Linked DNA regions of Homo sapiens: regions 1 and 2 are each linked to region 3. Evidence: read pairs that join two places in POLR2A ChIA-PET (ENCODE). Cell type or tissue: OCI-LY7. All regions are shown on one strand. Region 1 overlaps RAP1B (RAP1B, member of RAS oncogene family). Region 2 overlaps MDM2 (MDM2 proto-oncogene). Region 3 overlaps SLC35E3 (solute carrier family 35 member E3).

The links. Peaks named below come from ENCODE experiments on the same cell type or tissue, not always from the same donor. Only the 100,000 strongest peaks of a DNase experiment are listed, where the experiment ranks them.
Region 1: POLR2A ChIA-PET joins it to region 3 with 8 read pairs; 4 of 35 experiments call an interaction of 5 or more read pairs at or near these places.
Region 2: POLR2A ChIA-PET joins it to region 3 with 5 read pairs; 29 of 35 experiments call an interaction of 5 or more read pairs at or near these places.

What each region holds. Positions count from the first base shown.
Region 1 is chr12:68,636,921-68,639,420 of GRCh38, forward strand. All of the region lies in intron 1 of RAP1B (RAP1B, member of RAS oncogene family), which reads left to right. Among named protein-coding and RNA genes, the nearest start is that of SNORA70G, 11 kb to the left of the region's middle. In OCI-LY7, no CTCF peak of the experiment used is centred here; a DNase peak (open chromatin) is centred at 1,471; H3K4me3 peaks cover 889 bases; H3K27ac peaks cover 2,500 bases.
Region 2 is chr12:68,812,004-68,814,503 of GRCh38, forward strand. It overlaps MDM2 (MDM2 proto-oncogene), which reads left to right. Exons shown (of 11, transcript NM_002392.6): 3 at 1,551-1,625. Among named protein-coding and RNA genes, the nearest start is that of MDM2, 5.1 kb to the left of the region's middle. In OCI-LY7, no CTCF peak of the experiment used is centred here; no DNase peak of the experiment used is centred here; H3K4me3 peaks cover 1,754 bases; H3K27ac peaks cover 1,772 bases.
Region 3 is chr12:68,749,374-68,751,873 of GRCh38, forward strand. All of the region lies in intron 2 of SLC35E3 (solute carrier family 35 member E3), which reads left to right. Among named protein-coding and RNA genes, the nearest start is that of SLC35E3, 4.4 kb to the left of the region's middle. In OCI-LY7, no CTCF peak of the experiment used is centred here; a DNase peak (open chromatin) is centred at 1,318; H3K4me3 peaks cover 1,055 bases; H3K27ac peaks cover 1,677 bases.

The DNA of each region.
Region 1 (2,500 bases), 110 kb before region 3:
TGAGATTCCAGGCATGAGCCACCACACCCGGCCTGTCCCTACTTTTTTTAATGCCAAGATTTGTGTATTTCATCTTCAGTTGGGATTCATGGCATCTGTCAATAATTGATGTGAACTTAAATGGCAATTTACCTATAAAAAGATAACTTACTACTCTTCTTTTAAAAGTCTATATACTTCTGTCATTTGCTGGAAATGAATTATTAGTCTTTATTCAGCAAACATTTATAGACCAAATAGTGGGTACCAAAATAAGTACTACCCTGCAGCTGCTTGATGATGGTAATAACTAACATGTAAATCTTTAATAAACAGTGTACATTCTTAATCTGTCCATCAACTCGGTACAGTCAGTATTGTTGTCCGTATTTCACAGATTAAGACACCAGCCTAGAGGCCGAGTGCAGTGGCTCACGCCTGTAATCCCAGCACTTTGGGAGGCCCAGGCGGGTGGATCACCTTAGGTCAGGAGTTTAGGATAAGCCTGGCCATCATGGTGAAACCCCACCTCTACTAAAAATATAAAATTAGCCAGGTGTGGTGGCACGCACCTGTAATCCCAGCTGCTCGGGAGGCTGAGAGAGGAGAATCAGTTGAACCAGGGAGGCTGAGGTTGCAGTGAGCTGAGATCACACACCACTGCACTCCAGCCTGGGTGACAAGAGTAAAACTCCATCTCAAAAAAAAAAAAAAAAAAAAAAAAAAAAACAAGATGCCAGCCTAGAAATAAATGACCACCCCCCTGGTAAATTACGTAGCTAGTTTTGGTCTCCTTATTTCCAGATTTCATGTTTTATCACCCTGAGCTCCAAAGATGATACAGTATTTACTTTTAAGTGTATAAGGAAAAACTGAGTTTGGGCCTCAAACCAGCCCCAGGATTTCTTTATTTACCAATTATGAACTAGCCTCACTCAGTTCAGGAAGTCTCTTAAAATGTCAGTTATTTGGTTTCATCTTCTTAAAATGTAGAATTGCTTTATGTTATTTAAATATGGGTCCTTTTTTTTAATGAGTTAATTTGTTTGCTTTTCAAGATAATTTTGGATTCAAAGTTTTTAAGGTAACCTGGGATGCAAATTTTGCTAACTGGATTAATACAAATTTAAGTTTTTAAAATTCCATTGTTCAACTGTGTTTTATCCTGGATAGGATTAAAGCAGTCTTTAAAGGTAATCTGTTGTTGGCTTTAATGTTTTATAGTACAGTCTGGTGACACTTGGCTCACTAGTCCACATTTTTTGTATATTTGGTATATAGATTTTTTCCTTGGTAGTCACTTGTTTTTAACTTCTTTTTATATTTTACTTCCCAGTCTTAATCTCTGTAACCAATTTGTATAATCCCTTATACAGTTAGTCTCTTTATTTGTGGTATTATTTGAAGAGAAGTGTGTTTCCTGAGAGAGGATGTCATGTCCGTGCCCTAATTTTTAGTTACATGGCTTTTATTTGCATAAATAGCATGCGAGAAGGTAAAGGAAAATGTGGTTGCATCTTGTCCTGGTTGAGTGCCCACTAGTCTTAATGGATTTTCCCAGTTGTGCATACTTTAGGAGTAAGGATGTTGTCTTACGTTTATTTTCACTCCTTTTTAAAATGTGTATTGTTTTTGAAAGATAATGACTCCAAAATATCTATAATATCAAACAACCATTATGAAGTTAGAGAAATAATATTTAGATTATATTAAATTTTATTACCAGTGCAATTTATTTTTTTATAGTAATTAAGGAATCTAACTTTTTTTTGTTTTTTGAGACAGAGTCTCACTCTGTATGCCTAAGCTGGAGTGCAGTGGCGCAATCTTGGCTCACTGCAGCCTCGGCCTTCCAGGTTCAAATGATTCTCCTGCCTCAGCCTCCTGAGCACCTGGGATTACAGGCATGCACCACCAAACCCGACTGATTTTTGTATTTTTTAGTATAGACGGGGTTTCACCATGTTGGCCAGCTAGTGTCGAATTCCTCACTTCAAGTGATCTGCCTGCCTCGGCCCCGCAAAGTGCTGGGATTACAGACATGAGTCACCACGCCCAACCTAAGATGCTTTTAAAATTCCATTTATGTTTAATTCTTCAAAGTCTGGTACATGTAACATTATTATAACAAAACATTTTATAATTGAAAGGGACTTTAGGGATCTAGTCGAGAAGTCAAAAACTGCTGGACCAGGGTTCAGAGCTCTTATCTCTCAAATTGATTTTGTTGGTTTATACAATATTCATAATTTTTAGAATTCAAATGACTTTACCCGTAAAGCATTCACTCCCTACTTGACCACAGTCTATGTTATTACCTAATAAGACCTTAACTGCTTCAAGCGTTTACATGGTTACCTGGCTGATGTAAGTCATCTGAGTGTTCAGTATTTCCCCTTTCCCTCATTCCATCTTTTTGTAGACAAGGAATCTGGAAACCAAGAATTAAGTGATTTATCTCAAAATATACGACTTTTTAAATAGAGCTTCTTAAATTCAAAGTTAATGTTACTTTCTACAG
Region 2 (2,500 bases), 63 kb after region 3:
CCAAAGTGCTGGGATTACAGACCTGAGCCACTGCACCTGGCTTCCATTACAGATTTTTACTTTGAATTATTTTATCTAATTTGAAGCTAATATAGCATATAATAAAAATTCAGGAGAAAAAAGGTTATTTTTAAATCTTTTTTGAGAGAGTCCATTCTTTAGCCTGAAAGTAAAGTGCATATGTAAGCACAGTTAAAAAAAAAAAAAGTGATCAGAAAAATTAATAATTCAATTCTATATGTATTTTAAATTTTTCAATTGTTAAATAATATTTGTTTTATTGATTAGCTGGAAATAGGCAATTTTTAAAAATCTGTTTTTAAGGCATCCCCAATGGGGGTGCTGTCAGATTTTAAAGTTAGACAGAGGACCGGGGCATATTAAAGAGAGGTGCAGAGGTACCAGTTTGTGTGGTAGTGGCAAGCTGTAAAGATACTTGAGTTTTGCAGATTTTGATAAACCAAAAGGAAGGGAGAAAGTGCATAGTATATTACATTCCCCTCCCCCATGACAATTATTTTTCTCAAGACCATTTGTAAAACCTCTAGATAAGGGGCAGGCAAATGTTAGCCTGTCAGCCAACTTTGGCCTGTTACCTGTTTTTGTTTTAGTTTTTAAATTTTTTTTGTAGAGGTGGAGTCTCTCAGTGTGGCCCAGGCTGGTCTTGAACACCTAGCCTCAAGCAAACCTCTAGCACTGTCTCCCAAAGTGCTGGGGTTATAGGCAAGAGCCACCTCTCCCAGCCAGCTGCCTTTCTTTCTGTAAGGAAAATTTTACTGGAATGCAACCATGCCCGTTGGTTTACATAGTAGCCATGCTTTTTACTTGGATAGAACCATTTGTATGAAAAGCTTAAAATACTTACAGTCTGGCTCTTTACAGAAAAAAATTGACCCCTAATCTAGTTGGCAGGCTCCTTGCATACAGGTCATATGTCTTATTTGTAATTTCTTTTGCAGTACCTACCACTGTCCAGTGCATAGTAGAAGCTCAATAAATGTTTGTCAAGTAGATATTTGAAATGTAGACTAACTAAGAGGCAGCATGATATAGTAGGAAGAAAATGCTGAGTTGTAGTTGAGGGACCTGGGTTGTTATCTCTGATCTGTTCTTAATTACCCTTGTCAGCTTGGGTTAGTTAGTTAGGTTCTCTAGCCTTCAGGAACCTAATCTTTAGAAAGAGAAGATTGATAACAGGACCCACTCTAAAGATTTATTCATTTCTCTTTGATTCTCTAAGTTAGCTTGCAATAAGCTCGTTGGATCAGTACGGTAAGCTCATTGGATCTCAGTAATTTATGGTTGTTTGTAAGGCAGTAAGCAGGTAATATAAATAGCTGAAGGAAAAAGTAATCTTTGCTCTTTTGGATTGGATACTGTCTGTGATCACAACTGATACTTGATGATTCCATGATACTTGCATAATGATTAGATCCTCCCCAGCATTTTTTCCAAATCCCCTTTATTGAACTTGATGGATATGTTTGCTGCAGGGCCTATAGTTCTGGGATAATTTTGGAAGTATAATAGCAGTTCTTTTCTCTTTATAGGTTAGACCAAAGCCATTGCTTTTGAAGTTATTAAAGTCTGTTGGTGCACAAAAAGACACTTATACTATGAAAGAGGTAAGCTGAATCAAGAGATAAGTAGTATCTCACTAGTTACATGTAGCCATACTTAAAGTTTTCAAGACCATGTGGAGAAATTGGCCATATAGAAGGATTTTTCATTAAGCAGCAACATTTAATTTTGTGGTCGTTTGGACTATATTTTAAAGCTGAAAATTCTAATTATACTCGAGTTTCATTTCTCAGCTAGGAACTCAGATAAATGGAAGCCCCGTAAGGGTGCTTGACCATTTTATGCTGTCAACCCTTTGGTAGACTCCTTCCCAGAATCATGTTTTTAAATGTATGAAATAAAATGTATAGAATTACAAAGGAAACATACTAAAATACGGTTACCAAAATAGTAAACTAGTTTGTGATATGTGTGCTTTTGTTATTAACATAATAAATACTAAGATTTAGAAGAAGATATAATAAATATAATGTTTTTTTGTTTTTTGAGACGAAGTCTCGCTCTGTCACCCAAGCTGGAGTGCAGTGGCACGATCTCAGCTCACTGCAACCTCCGCCTCCTAGATTCAAGCCCTTCTTCTGCCTTACCCTTCCAAGTAGCTGGGATTATAGGCACCTGCCACCACGCCTGGCTAATTTTTTGTCTTTTTAGTAGAGATGGGGTTTCTCCATGTTGGCCAGGCTGGTCTTGAACTCCTAGTCTCAGGTGATCCACTTGCCTTGGCCTCCCAAAATGCTGGGATTATAGGCATGAGCCACCATGCCTGGCCAATAAATATTATCTTGATATAGTGAGGAATATAAGTCATATTTTGAAATGTTTGCCATAAGTACAGTATGATAGGAAAACACCTCTGATTTTTGTTGGTGATGAAATCACAGGTATTAATACTGTTGTGATTTGTTGCCTACATTTATAA
Region 3 (2,500 bases):
GTTGTTTCTCTTATACTGCTGGAGACATTAAAAGGAGTTAAAAGACAAGTGACCAGCTATTAGCTTGAGTTGTAGAAAGATGGTTGACTCATTCATTCGTTCAGCAGACATCTTTTCTGCATTATGTTCACCCTTGAGGATACAAAGATGAAAAGCAGCTACAGTCCAGCAGTGTAGAAACACAAAGAGACAGCTGGTCACAGTAGCATATGTACCCCAAGGTAGGAGGAAAATTCTGAGGAACACCAAGGAGGAAGTGGCAGCTCTTAAAGAGGGGCGGTGAGGTAAGACTTTACGGAAAAGTTAACAATTTAAATTGAAGGGCACACAGAAATGAGCTCAGCAGGGAAGGACAGCTGGTCTTTTCCTTGCAGTGTGTGTGAAAGTCTGGAGCATTTTTGGAGAACTTGATTTGTTTGGTGAGGCTAGGCAGTAGGTGCATTGTGAGAAGACAAGGCTGAGGAGTGGGTGATACCAGATGTCAGGGTCGTGAAGCCATGCTAAGGAAGTATATCTTTATTGAGCACGCACCAGGAGAGGAGTTCAGACAGGGACTGACTTGATCATTCCCCTGTCTTTAGAAAAGTAACTGATGGCAATGAAGGGTGGGTAAGAGGGAAGGAAGGGTAAAAGGCAGAGCAGTCAGGAACCTACCTGTACTTCACAGGACAGGCAGGAAGGGCCTGGGCTAGGGCGGTGGGAATGGACAGGGAAAGGTTAAAAGGCACTCCAGGGGCGTTTTGGGGAACATAGGAGAACCTGACTGAATGTGAGAGAGAGGAAAGTAAGGCTCTGATCCCTGAGGGAGATTATATCATCAATTATTGGAAACACACAAGAGGAGCCCATTTGTAGAAAAAAGGCACCAGTTGATTTTAAACAAGTTCCTGCAGATTATATAAGTAGAGATGGCCAGGAGACTGGCCAATATAAGGTTAAGGATGCTCAAGCGATGAGGGAAGAGCAGTAGATCTCAGCAAATAGTAAAAGACATCAGTCAGGGCGATGAAAGAGGAAGGCAGGCATCTGCCTTAAAAACTGTTAAGTGCAGGAGGCAGTGAGGGAGGAGTACAAACCAGAGGGTAGTTCTTCCAAGCAAAACTTGCAGGTTCTGCAAAGAGGGCTCGCAGGAAGGGCCACAGGGAGTCTGGACATGTCCATGGAGATCATAGTGCCCTTAGGAGAGCATTAGAGGGGTGGTGGCAGGAGCCAGGCTGTGCTGCATTGAGGGACAGTGGAGGCCTGAGAGCCCCTGCTGTTCCAGGCAGTCCTGTGGCGAAGACACGCGGCTGCCTGAAGAGGCTGCAAAAGGAAAGGCAGGTGAGCACACACCCTCTGTATCCGTTTTTGCTTGCTGCTGTGCCCCAAGGAGCAGGCAGCAGAAGAATCAGTTCTTTGTCCTTCATATTCACAGAGGACTCTTAGTTAAAGCTGGCAGGAGTATGGTTCAAATTCCCTGCTCTTCTATTTTTGTCTTGATGGATTTCTATAGACTTAGAGTTTATGTAACAAGATACCCAGACCTACAGGAACAAGAAGTATGTAGAAGTCATTCAAAAGCCTAGCTGTTCTTGCCAGATCTGATCCAAACAGTCCTGTTAAATCTTCTTCAAAGCCTTTTTTTCAGTTATATTTGTGAAGTATTTTGTGGACGAATGGGATTTGAGGTCTTGAGATGTTGTTTCTACTGAATGGTATGGTATTTTAGGGTTAGTGATTATCCAGTGTATCTAGGTGTATTGGTGGGGGATGAGGAATAGTATCCACAGAAAAGTCATCCAGAGAGAGGAAAATCTCTTCTACCATTGATTGGGTTTTCCAAAGCAACTGACGAGACCACATACCTTTTCAAGCCACACACATTGGCAACCATCTCTAACCTGCCCCCATGCCCCATTGTCATCGTGTCCCCCCAACCTCTGTCTTTGTTTTTTTTTTTTTTTAGACAGAGTCTCACTCTATCACTGAGGCTGGAGTGCAGTGGCGCGATCTCAGCTCACTGCAACCTCCGCCTCCTTGGTTCAAGCGATTCTCCTGCTCAGCGTCCCGAGTAGCTGGGACCACAGGCGCCCGCCACCACGCCCAGCTAATTGTATTTTTAGTAGAGATAGGGTTTCACCATGTTGGCCAGGCTGGTCTCGGACTCCTGACCTCAGGTTATCTGCCTGCCTTGGCCTCCCAAAGTACTGGGATTACAGGTGTCAGCCACTGCTCCTGGCCCCGGTCTTCCATTTTTTAAATTTTGCCATTTTTAGAAAGAAATGAAGTCCAACACTGCATCTGTATTCCTAATCACCTGAATTTCTATTTCTCCCTTATTTTCCCAAGATCTTTTATCCTTGTAGGCCCTTATATGCATTTATTTTTCCCTATTTACTAGGATCAGGTAGAAGGAAATAGAGGACTTTTCTCCTCCTTCTAAGAATTGAGAAGAAGCTAGATTATCAGAAATTAAATTTATAGAGCTATTTTCATCCATGGTGCTTAAAGGGCATTCATA